Linked DNA regions of Homo sapiens: regions 2, 3 and 4 are each linked to region 1. A link is a loop called in an ENCODE intact Hi-C map of the cell type or tissue named here. Cell type or tissue: heart left ventricle. All regions are shown on one strand.

Region 1 (2,500 bases):
AGGAAGTGATGTGACACCCCACTACACTGAAGTTTACTCAACCAGAACCCAACGAAGATGTGTGCAATCCAGCTATTTAATTTGAAGAACCGGAGGAAAAGCCACCTCAGTTCCTCCAAACCCCAAAATAATTATACTCAGCAAAACACAACTAACTCTAACAGAGACATCCCTTCAATAAACAATGATCCATCCATTTCCATGCCACAGTTGCCACCCTTTGAAAAAATGTTTTAAAGTTTGGGGTTTTTTAATAATAAAATTAATTAGAATTCACTGCTGAACCTCGGATTTGCAATAAAGTGTTTGACACAACAACTTCTTTCTCCTACTTACTAATAAAGGCAGAGCATTGTTCTGTAGTTGAAGCAGTAGGCTAAGGATTTTGAGACAATTAATTCCAATCCAGGCTTTGCAAGTGACTTTGACTTTAGCACAGTTCCTTTGACGATTACGCATTAATCTACTCTACAATTTAGGGACATTTAAGTTATTAGAAAACATAAAATGATCAGGTGATGGTTGCTTGTGAGCAATTTATGTAACCTAGTAATTTGGACGCTATAACTCAAGTATGTCTGGTAACATTCTGTTTGAACTTTAAAGATATTTCACTGCATTATTTGTTTTGCTCTTGGAGGTGGACTAAGATGGTTTCTTTGCATATCAAGGATTGCTGATAGAGCCTAATATTTTGGAAAGTAGTATGATTTAGTCTTTAATAAATATGCATTAACCAAAGAATTTCTAGTCTCATAAGAATAGTCTCAAAGCACATTAAAGCAGAAGGGATACCAGAGAGCCAAACTCTGATTTTACTCACAATAAAATTTTCACTCTTTTAGGAGGCTGTATAAAGGTTAAGAAATAATATCCTTCAGTCTGTTTATTATTTTAAGTTTGGTACTCTCCCTAGTTTTTTTTTTAAATTTAGATTCGCCCGGGAGGGAAAAAAGCCAAATCTACGGCTGTATTTAAATTAATCCGAGTTCACTGAACCACCCGCTCGAGCAGCTGGGAACGCGGCGCAGCGGCCAGTAGGGGGCAGTGCGTCCCAGCGCAACCCTCGCCGCCCGGCCCAGCCTCGGCTCCCCACCGGCTGAGGAATGAAGTTTCACCGTGAACCGATTCCTCACCAAAGAAACAAAAACTGGTGGCATCGAGACGCACGGGAGGACTTCAAGTCCTCCGGGGACACCCGCAGCTTCTGGGGATGCGCCCGAGGGAGCCCAGGCTGCATCCGCGGGGCTCCATTTTGTCTCCGAGCCAAAAAGCCGCCGACTTCTTCCTCTAGGGTTTTGCTTCCTGTAGGTTCGGTCCCAGCGCGCAGCAGAAACGTCAGGGGCGGCGCTCTCAGAAGCACGCGGGCCTCTCTCGGCGATGTGCGGGGCTGGGTGGCGCCGCCGATTCCCGCACGGAGCCCCCCTCAGGCGCCTCCGGCCCCGTCTTCGTCCCCTTCTCTGCGCCCCTGCGCTCTGTGCTCTGCCCTGCGCCCTGTCCCCGTTTCCGTCCCGGCCCTCTGCCCTGCGCCCTGTCCCCGTTCCCGTTCCCTTTCCCGTCCCCGCCTGGAGGCCTCGCCCAAGGTCTCCCCGGGCTGCGCCACGAACCTGCCCCGCGTCCCCGACCCCGGCCCCGGCCCCGGCCCCGGCCCCGGCCCCGGCCCCGGCCCCGGCCCCGCGCGTCCTCCTCCGCCCTTCGCCCGCTTCCTTCTACGGGCCTCGGCCACTGCATCTTCCTGTGTGCTGAGATTTCTAGAACATTCTGAGGGATGGGAAACGGGGAGGGTAGGAAAGCCCTGACCGCCCCCCCCCCCACCCCCCCGCAATCCAAGCGTTCCCAGGGAGTCCCTGGGGCCCTCTCGTCTTTCAATGAATTCACGAATTAAAACAGCGGCTCAGGCGACTCCTTCCGCACTCTGGGCCAGGTCTGCGGGGACCCCATGGCCGCTGCGGCCACTGTCTCCCGGTCCCCTCAAACCCCCTGGACCGGGACTTGAACCCAGCGCCGTGGCATCCACGGCCGCCTCTTTCAGCGCTGCCTCCCGCCCGCTCGCATTCAAGTCTCATTTCTTATTGTACACCGTTTTTTTTTTTTTTTTTTTTTAACATTTCCTTAAGAAAACAAAGCAAAAGACAAAGGCACAGGCTATTAAGTAATTACAAGAAAAGGGATGGCAGTGCTCGGGGCGCACCCAGCCCGCGGAGGCCTCCTGCGTTTTCCAGAACTCCAGGGGCACCTTCGCTTGGGTCAGACTTGGGTAATTTGAGTCATGAGTGGGCTCACTTTTTAAAATTCATTGTATTGTGGAAACAACAAACAAACAAACAACCATTGAATTTCTCAGCAGCTTCATCTCCCACTGAAAACGACATGAACTGTAAGTGCTTCACTTAAAAGTGTTTCCCTTCCCTCTCAAAAAACACAGCGCTTTTCCCCTTTCAATAAGGAATGTGAGTTTGCTGCATGGCATGTTGGTTTGTACTGAAAGACGAACTAGAGT
Region 2 (2,500 bases), 220 kb after region 1:
TATTGAGGAGAGAGAAATGGAGAGATTCAAAGGTTAAAAATTCTGGTTTTCATCCTATAGTGTTTTGAATACCTATCAAATGAAATGTGTGAAGTTCTGTGGCAAAAGATGTCCAGATCTTTGGTGGGATAGTGTATTTTGGGAAACTAGAAAGTTGTATTTTAGGCAAATTATAAAAAAGCCATGCAAGAGTGTGCACTTGTACCTTCGCATGCGCCCTTTATTTTCTCTATATTTAAACCATTTCAAACATGGTAACTGCATGTTCATTTACAATAAACCAGCTGCATTTTTCTTCGGGATTAAAAAGAAACGAGTCAACATTGGATTTCTTTTTCTCAGCCCTGGTTTCACAATTCCCTCCTTCAATTCACGTACCTCTAATTGCTACCTACTTTTTCCTCTCTGCTGCCTTTTCTCCTCCCTGCTACTTTTCTCCTCTCTGCTGTCACATTCCCTTTCTTACAAGTTTAAAAAGTGGAGACTTCGGGGGAGACATGATGGAGGGAAATGACGCCCTCAGGAACTGAAACTAGAAGAAAAGCTTGCAGGTTGAAAAGTTGTGCTCCATAAGTTGCATCCACTTAAATTAAGTAAACTATAGGGTATTAGTACATATAGATGGTCTAATAATTATGCCTTATATACCTGTGTAGAACCTGTGTATGAGATTTTAAAACTGCTTGAAAATGGAATGTATATGGTATTTGTGATAACGCCGATGATATGCACCTATAAGGAATTTCCCACTAAATATGTAAGTAATTATTAAACACTTTACAATGACACTCAGTGACCAGCTAAAAAGAGATCTTCCAGTGATGTGGTAGATGATTTCAAACCAGACATTATTCCCATGTGAAATAGTATTACGTATTTACAGCCGCATCTGTCTGGTTTCACAGCTCATTAACTAGACAGTGCAAGAGGAGATTGCAGTCTTAGTGCTTGTTACATTTACTATCTAGGTCTCTAGAGTAGACACATACATCCCAGCACGAATAGTACACAGTGCGGATACCTTCAAACACCCTTATCCATCTCACATGCTGATAAATGCCTCCTCCCATCACCGAGTCCATTTACATTGTCTAGAGTCAGGGGGAGCAGAGAGCACACGAATACATGAGATGAAGCTGTTCCTTCAGAATGGGACCAAGAAGCGAAAAATGGGCTCAGCAGAGGCCGCTTTATCCCCCGTCAGAGGATACAGGCTGGTGAATATGGAATGTGCTAAGATGCATCTGGCGCAAGGTTTAATGCTGGCCAGGAGTGGGTGGGAAAATAAAGCTGATAATGATCCCGTCTAGATTTTAACGGAGAGATTAATCTTGCTTCTGATTGGAAACATGGAGTGTAGTTTTTTTTTTAGAAGGCTCTCCTGGGACATGAACTTAACGTGGCAAGGGTCAGCCACATGTGAATCATCTGCCCTCGGCTTTGGCACACACAAGCGCTTCTGCGTCGCTGGGAATCCCTGAGAAGGTGAAAGGAAATGACCTGGTGGGTGCAGCTTCTTAGGGCTGGGGTGGACAGTGCACTGCTTTTCTTTTCCCATCAGTGTCTAAATTTGTCTCCATTGTTTCTTTTTTTTTTTTTCTCTCGTACTAAAATGGGACTTTGGCCCAGTGAGGGGCAACAATGTCTTGACGGAGAACTCTGTCCGTGGACGACAGGGTCATCTACATTGTCTGAACTCCATGTGCAACAGAGATTACACCCAGAGAAAACAAAAGAACTACGCAACAGAAATGTCCACGGCCAGTAAACAAGAGAAACGTGACCTCTGTAGCCGGCGTCTTCCTGCAGTGGTTGGAGTTGGCGAAAAATAATTGCTCTACTCCCACCCTACCCCCATCATTAGCCCATCCCGCGGGAAAGAGAATCCAGGGAGCCAGGGTTTCCTAAGGCTCAAACTCCTTCTTGGGAGTGGGGTAAAGACTTACAGAAGCTACGTGAGCGGAAATTTAATCAGCACAGTCTCTTTGCACTAAAGGGTACTCAAGTGGTTTCCAAGTATTAACGTAACTTACAGTAGTTCTTCTATTATGACTGGGAGAAATCTGACTCAACATATAATACAGTGCAGTCCAGTATTTTAATTTAAATGGGATATTAGACCTAACTAAAGCAATGGTAGTACATAAGTCAGCGACCCAGATGATATATTTACTGCTGTTCCATATAGCAAATAACTTTTCATTCATTCAACAAACATTCTCCTATGCCAGGCTTTTAACTCAGCAGTGGACTTAAATCCTAGTATTAGATCTCTCAGCTCCTTTGCAAATATGAGCATTTATGGTTTTAAAAATCATATATCTCCACCAGGCATAGTGGCTCACACCTGTAATCTCAGCACTTTGGGAAACCAAGGAATGAGGATTACTTAAGGAAGGCCAGGAGATCGAGACCAGCCTGGGCAACATAGCAAGACTCTGGGCAACATAGCAAGACTCTCATCTATGCAAAAAAAAAAAAAAAAAAAAAAAATTGTTTT
Region 3 (2,500 bases), 160 kb after region 1:
GATTAATGTACATAATTACTGTTATGTATTAATAAGCAGTTGCTTTATTGATAACTCAGCAATTGTTTAACTGAATTATTAAATTAATGAAATTATTTCCTATAAGAAGGATTATGTTACTATTTCTATGACTGAATTCGTGACTTATTGAAGGTTAACAGAGGATTAGAAGGAATCAAAAATTTAAAACGTTCCTCATGGACAATGTTGGAACAGCTTCATTTCCACGTTGAAGTGAATACTCCAATGTGCACGCGTACAGACACATCCAAAGTTCCAAAAATTTCAGTCATCTCTCAAGACTTATATATATTCAAACTTAGGAGTCTTAAAACTATCATAGAACATGCATAGGAAATAAATATGAATTTTCTGTTGTTATTAACAATGACTCATTGTGAAAAGCCAAAAGAATTTTTTTTCAAATTTAATTTAATCATACATAACGCCTTATTACCTTACCTTGACAAACAGTAAATGCAAAAATATAAACCCAAGGGGCATGTTTATCAAATGCAGAACCACAGGTCACCCACCAGGCTGGTGTGAAGAAATGACATTTTCAAAACGCGTTGCATTTAGACAATTGTAGGATACGTCACAGCATCAAGTACAACTGAAAAACAAACAAAGAAAACAGCCTCTCTCTCCTGCACATTCCTTTGGAAAAAGAGTGCTTTGAAAAAGGCAGCCGGAGTAAGTAAGATGAAATCCTTTATATGGCCTACCTGTTAATATCCTAATATCTACGTTTTTTATCAATTTTGTTTTAATTACATATGCAATGACAATTCCGCTTCCACACAGAAATACTCTTATTTCCAATACTCCAAACAATAACCAAGCTGGTTTCTTCTCTCCACTACTCCACCTTGATTCCTTCCTATTTTTCATTGTGACACACACCAAAGACCGTTAATATCCTTTCTACAAATTGACTTCTAGTTACATTTCTCTTCAGTTAATAGCTTGGAGTAGGCAGGCATGAGACCATAAAAATATAATCTTTAATCTTAAGGACTTCCTGTCCAGGAAGGCTCAGGGCAGACCAAATGGCACCAAGTGAGCAGCGTGACCTGCCGTGCTCCCGGCGTGAATAAACAACCCTGATTAAGAGTTACATTCTGCTAAGGGATATTCTCAATGTTTCTGCGACAGAAACAGCCATCTTGCCTACACTGAAATTTCAGTTTGTTTCCCCTGGAATAAAATAAAGCTTGTTCACAGGGTGAATGCACCAGAGTGTTGAATTTCCTTTCCTGGGTTAGAGAAACACAATAATTCTGTTATGGTCCTTCCCACTTGCACCTAGAAATGACCAAAAAAAAAAAAAAAAAAAAAAAAAAAAAGAAGAAAAGAAAAGAAAAAAAGAAGGGGAGGTGCAAAGCAGTTTGACTTAGACCCAGCTGTTAGTTTTTCTTGCAGCTCCAGTGTCCTGAACAATCGCCTGGTTGAATCCCCTTTGCTTTTTAAAGCTCTTACAATGTCCCTCTGTGTCACAATGGAAGCCACTCAGCCTCAGCCACAGCTGATGAGCTCCTGCATCTTATCATACGTTTTGAAATCACGCCAATCTAGGACTTCCCACTTTCTTCAGCTTCTCACTCTGGATTCTCTCCTTTGCCCATGAGAAACACATACTCTTCTGAAAACAATGGGCTGTAAAATGAGAAAAGTTAAGAATCAGCATCAATTTCTCATAAATCTAATTTCCATTTTCCCACCAGTCTGAGTTCTGGGTACAAACTCTCACACACACATCCTGTGGGAAATGCTTGTTCATGTCCGTAGAACTAACCTAACACTCAGTTGGTTTTTTCTCCTTGGTGGAAAGAAATACGATAATTCAGCGGAAGAATTGCCCAAGGAGGTTGTTAGAAATGAGTAGATTTATTATAATTTCTTTTTTTGTCCTGACTGGGTGCGGGAAGGCAGATATACGTATCTATAGAAAATGCATATGAATATTTTTCCTTTTTTTGAATATTTTTTTCATGTTAACTTGCAGTAGCCTGGGAAGAACGTATTAAAACTATATTTTTACCATTCTGCAGAAAGATATAGTAAAGACATTTAAAAGAAAGCATGATAATATGAAATAGTTGTTCATGAGAGATCATCTGAAAGTATTTTACTCATTTTGATACAGCAGAGAAAAATAAGATTTTATAGATACTGATAAAAACATCATATAAATATTGAAGGGAAAGTATTCTAATCTGTTAACTAAAAACAGCCTAGAAAGAAGTTGCTGTCATTGGAGGATCAGATTCAGTATGAACCCCTTATTTTAGACTTCTTAGTCTCAAAGTCACGTTAAGGAGACATTTTACTCATCATAGTAGTATATGCTATTTCTATTAGTTTGAACATTTTTCCTTACTTTTATGATGAAAAAATAAATGGGTAATGCTGAAATCTAAGAAATAAAAATATCTTCTTTTAAAATGTGATTCCTTTAATATTTCTGTCTTCCCATCTTTTCAAGTCATATGGTATG
Region 4 (2,500 bases), 210 kb after region 1:
ATTCTAATGATTATAAGACAGGTTATGGCTCCAGGTGCTGATTGTGAATACAAACAATAATGATACTATGCTGTATTTTAAAATATATAATAATGGCATTATCCAGTAAAACCACTATCACACTACTGCCTGTATAATGGGAAACAACCACCAGCTTAACTGTGGGGACATTTTAGGATTATAGGGCTAATCTTTATTTAATAAACTCAAAGAAAAAAAGTCCTAGCAAATATCTGCTTGTGATGGTAGAGTTTCCCGGCTCTTTCTTGGTTAGACATTAAAGCTATTAAAGGACTTCTAAAAACAGTGAGGGTTTTTGTTTCTCAAGTATGCTCTTCTATTATTAAAGTTTATCTGAACAAAGATTTTCTTTGGGGAAATCTATGCCAGAGTGTCTTTCCCGAGGATGCAACACATGGAAAGGTGTAAAACAATTGTTTTGCCAAGGGGGAAAATACTCCTCACATTCACAGTGATGCACTTTGTTCTCATTATCATAAAATGCAATCATTGTCCATAAACTTTGAAAGAAGACATGGAGAGAATGTTTCCATCATTAAGGAAAAATTACTCATCTTCTTCTCCAAGAAGCTGCCAGGCCTGGCAGAGGGGTGCACGCTCAGAGGATGTTGCCGTTTGATCAAAGGCCAGCAGCCGTGGTCCAGGGCCTCCTCCAACAGGAGGGGTCAGCGGTGTCCCTCAGAAGGAAGCTGAGTGGTTCCGGTTCTACCTAGGCATCCCTCGGACCATCACCAGTTTGGGCTCTTTCACATTTAACCTCTGCTTCCTTAGTTGCCTTCTTTGTGACGCTGTTTTTATTCCATTTGACAACAGCTGCAGAGAATTCCTGTTTAAATTTCATGCCCTACTTTGCATGTTCTTCTCACCTCCTTCTGCCAAAAAACTGTATCCCTTTGTTTTTGTGGAGGGTGGAATTAACCAACCTAAAAGATTCCTCTCGGATGGAGAGCCAAACGCATCTCCTCTGTAGCACCCTCAGCAAGAGATGGGGGTGAATCAAAGCGTGCTTCACATTTTCAAGGAAAATGCCTACTTGAATCAGAGTTTTTTGATGACTTTAATTTTCCCCTTTGAGCCTCCAGTGGAATCGTAATTCCCTTTATGTGGAGGAAAGTGCATTGGCTCTGCTAACCAAAATACTCCAAAGCTGCCGGGTGAAGGGCAGAGGACAGCTTGGCAGTCAGACGCTTATGTAAAGGACTGAGTTTAACGGCAGCGTGCATTGGACACTCATGACTCCATGCCAACGAGCAAAACGGCTCCATATAGAAACTTGTTATGATATTAAACCAAAACATCCTGGCCCATTAGTCCTCAAGGCATTTTTTGTTGTCTTTTCTTAGCTTAGTGAATAATGTCTCCAAGTGTGGTACAGTGCTAAATGAAATCTAGTTAAATTAAAAGAAATAAATAAAACTGGAGCTGATAAGCCCAAGCTTGTAGCATACCCTGTGACTTCCACATAATCTAATAATTGCATTAGTTAACCTTTTTTTATCACTTTGATGAATATTACATTAACTTAAAAGATTTAGAGGCCAACCGGTTATCATTTTTAAAAGACGAAAGAAAACAATCATCTCCATCATTTTCCATTTTACAAAAATTAATGCTACTTTTTATACAAAAATAAATACTTAAAAAATTAGATATCACTGGATTCATCACTAAAATCTGGAAATGCCTTCTCCTCTGTATATAGCAGGTGATAAGAAATTCTTGTTACTTTCTGTGTTTTACATTCTCTATTCTTACCAGGTGTGGGAATTTAGTTACCTGACCTGGAAGATGATCTCTAAATTTGCATATTCCAAAGCCTTATCTATTCAAGACAAATTACTTGACTCACTGTGTTATTTGGTTCAAAGTATTGCTGTCACTATGATTGCTTATGGCCATGTCCAGAAGGCAAAGGAAAATGGAGCAGCATCCTGCAGATGACTGAGGCCAACCTAATGCCCTATGCTCCCCAAAAGACAGGACAGAGAAAGATTATTTGGAGGCAGTGAATAAATTGCCTCAGTTCTCTGCTTTATTTTATAAGGGCAAAAGTGGCCTTTCTGGACATGACAGCTCTCGAGGAAAACTCAATGGTGGATATAAAGAATTTTCACTCAATTTTTTTCCTTTCTTGACCTTTATATCAAGCATAGCACAGGGAACATAGCAGAAAGAGTATAGCTTTGGGCTCTAGGGAACCTGGACTTGCATCTTGTCTCTGTAACCTACTAGCTATGAGACTTTGGGTAAATTATTATTTTTTTAAAAAATTTTATTTATTTATTTTTGAGACGGAGTCTTGCTCTGTCACCCAGGCTGGAGTGCAGTGGTGCCATCTCAGCTCACTGCAAGCTCCGCCTCTTGGGTTCACGCCATTCTCCTGCCTCAGCCTCCCTAGTAGCTGGGACTATAGGCACCCGCCACCACACCCGGCTAATTTTTTTGTGTTTTTAGTAGAGATGGGGTTTCACCGTGTTAG

The links. Hi-C counts contacts between places; a loop is a spot of excess contacts. Peaks named below come from ENCODE experiments on the same cell type or tissue, not always from the same donor. Only the 100,000 strongest peaks of a DNase experiment are listed, where the experiment ranks them.
Region 2: a loop joins it to region 1, with 14 times the contacts of the local background. A loop is called at or near these places in 22 of 110 quality-filtered maps.
Region 3: a loop joins it to region 1, with 3 times the contacts of the local background. A loop is called at or near these places in 8 of 110 quality-filtered maps.
Region 4: it touches region 1 in a loop (5-fold over the local background); 21 of 110 quality-filtered maps call a loop at or near these places.

What each region holds. Positions count from the first base shown.
Region 1 is chr13:106,916,761-106,919,260 of GRCh38, reverse strand. It overlaps LOC124903248 (translation initiation factor IF-2-like), which reads left to right and starts at 2,132. Exons shown (of 2, transcript XR_007063941.1): 1 at 2,132-2,377. RefSeq lists enhancers at 1,043-1,132, 1,223-1,302, 857-1,734 and a silencer at 1,483-1,542. In heart left ventricle, a CTCF peak has its summit at 1,038 (motif pointing right); DNase peaks (open chromatin) are centred at 1,060, 1,320 and 2,080; H3K4me3 peaks cover 2,500 bases; H3K27ac peaks cover 2,500 bases.
Region 2 is chr13:106,701,220-106,703,719 of GRCh38, reverse strand. No RefSeq gene overlaps it. Among named protein-coding and RNA genes, the nearest start is that of LINC00443, 49 kb to the right of the region's middle. In heart left ventricle, no CTCF peak of the experiment used is centred here; no DNase peak of the experiment used is centred here; H3K4me3 peaks cover 311 bases; H3K27ac peaks cover 1,798 bases.
Region 3 is chr13:106,752,008-106,754,507 of GRCh38, reverse strand. It overlaps LOC107984627 (a long non-coding RNA gene), which reads right to left and starts at 1,045. Exons shown (of 4, transcript XR_001750002.1): 1 at 463-1,045. In heart left ventricle, no CTCF peak of the experiment used is centred here; a DNase peak (open chromatin) is centred at 1,074; H3K4me3 peaks cover 435 bases; H3K27ac peaks cover 1,804 bases.
Region 4 is chr13:106,711,209-106,713,708 of GRCh38, reverse strand. No RefSeq gene overlaps it. Among named protein-coding and RNA genes, the nearest start is that of LINC00443, 59 kb to the right of the region's middle. In heart left ventricle, no CTCF peak of the experiment used is centred here; no DNase peak of the experiment used is centred here; H3K27ac peaks cover 1,416 bases.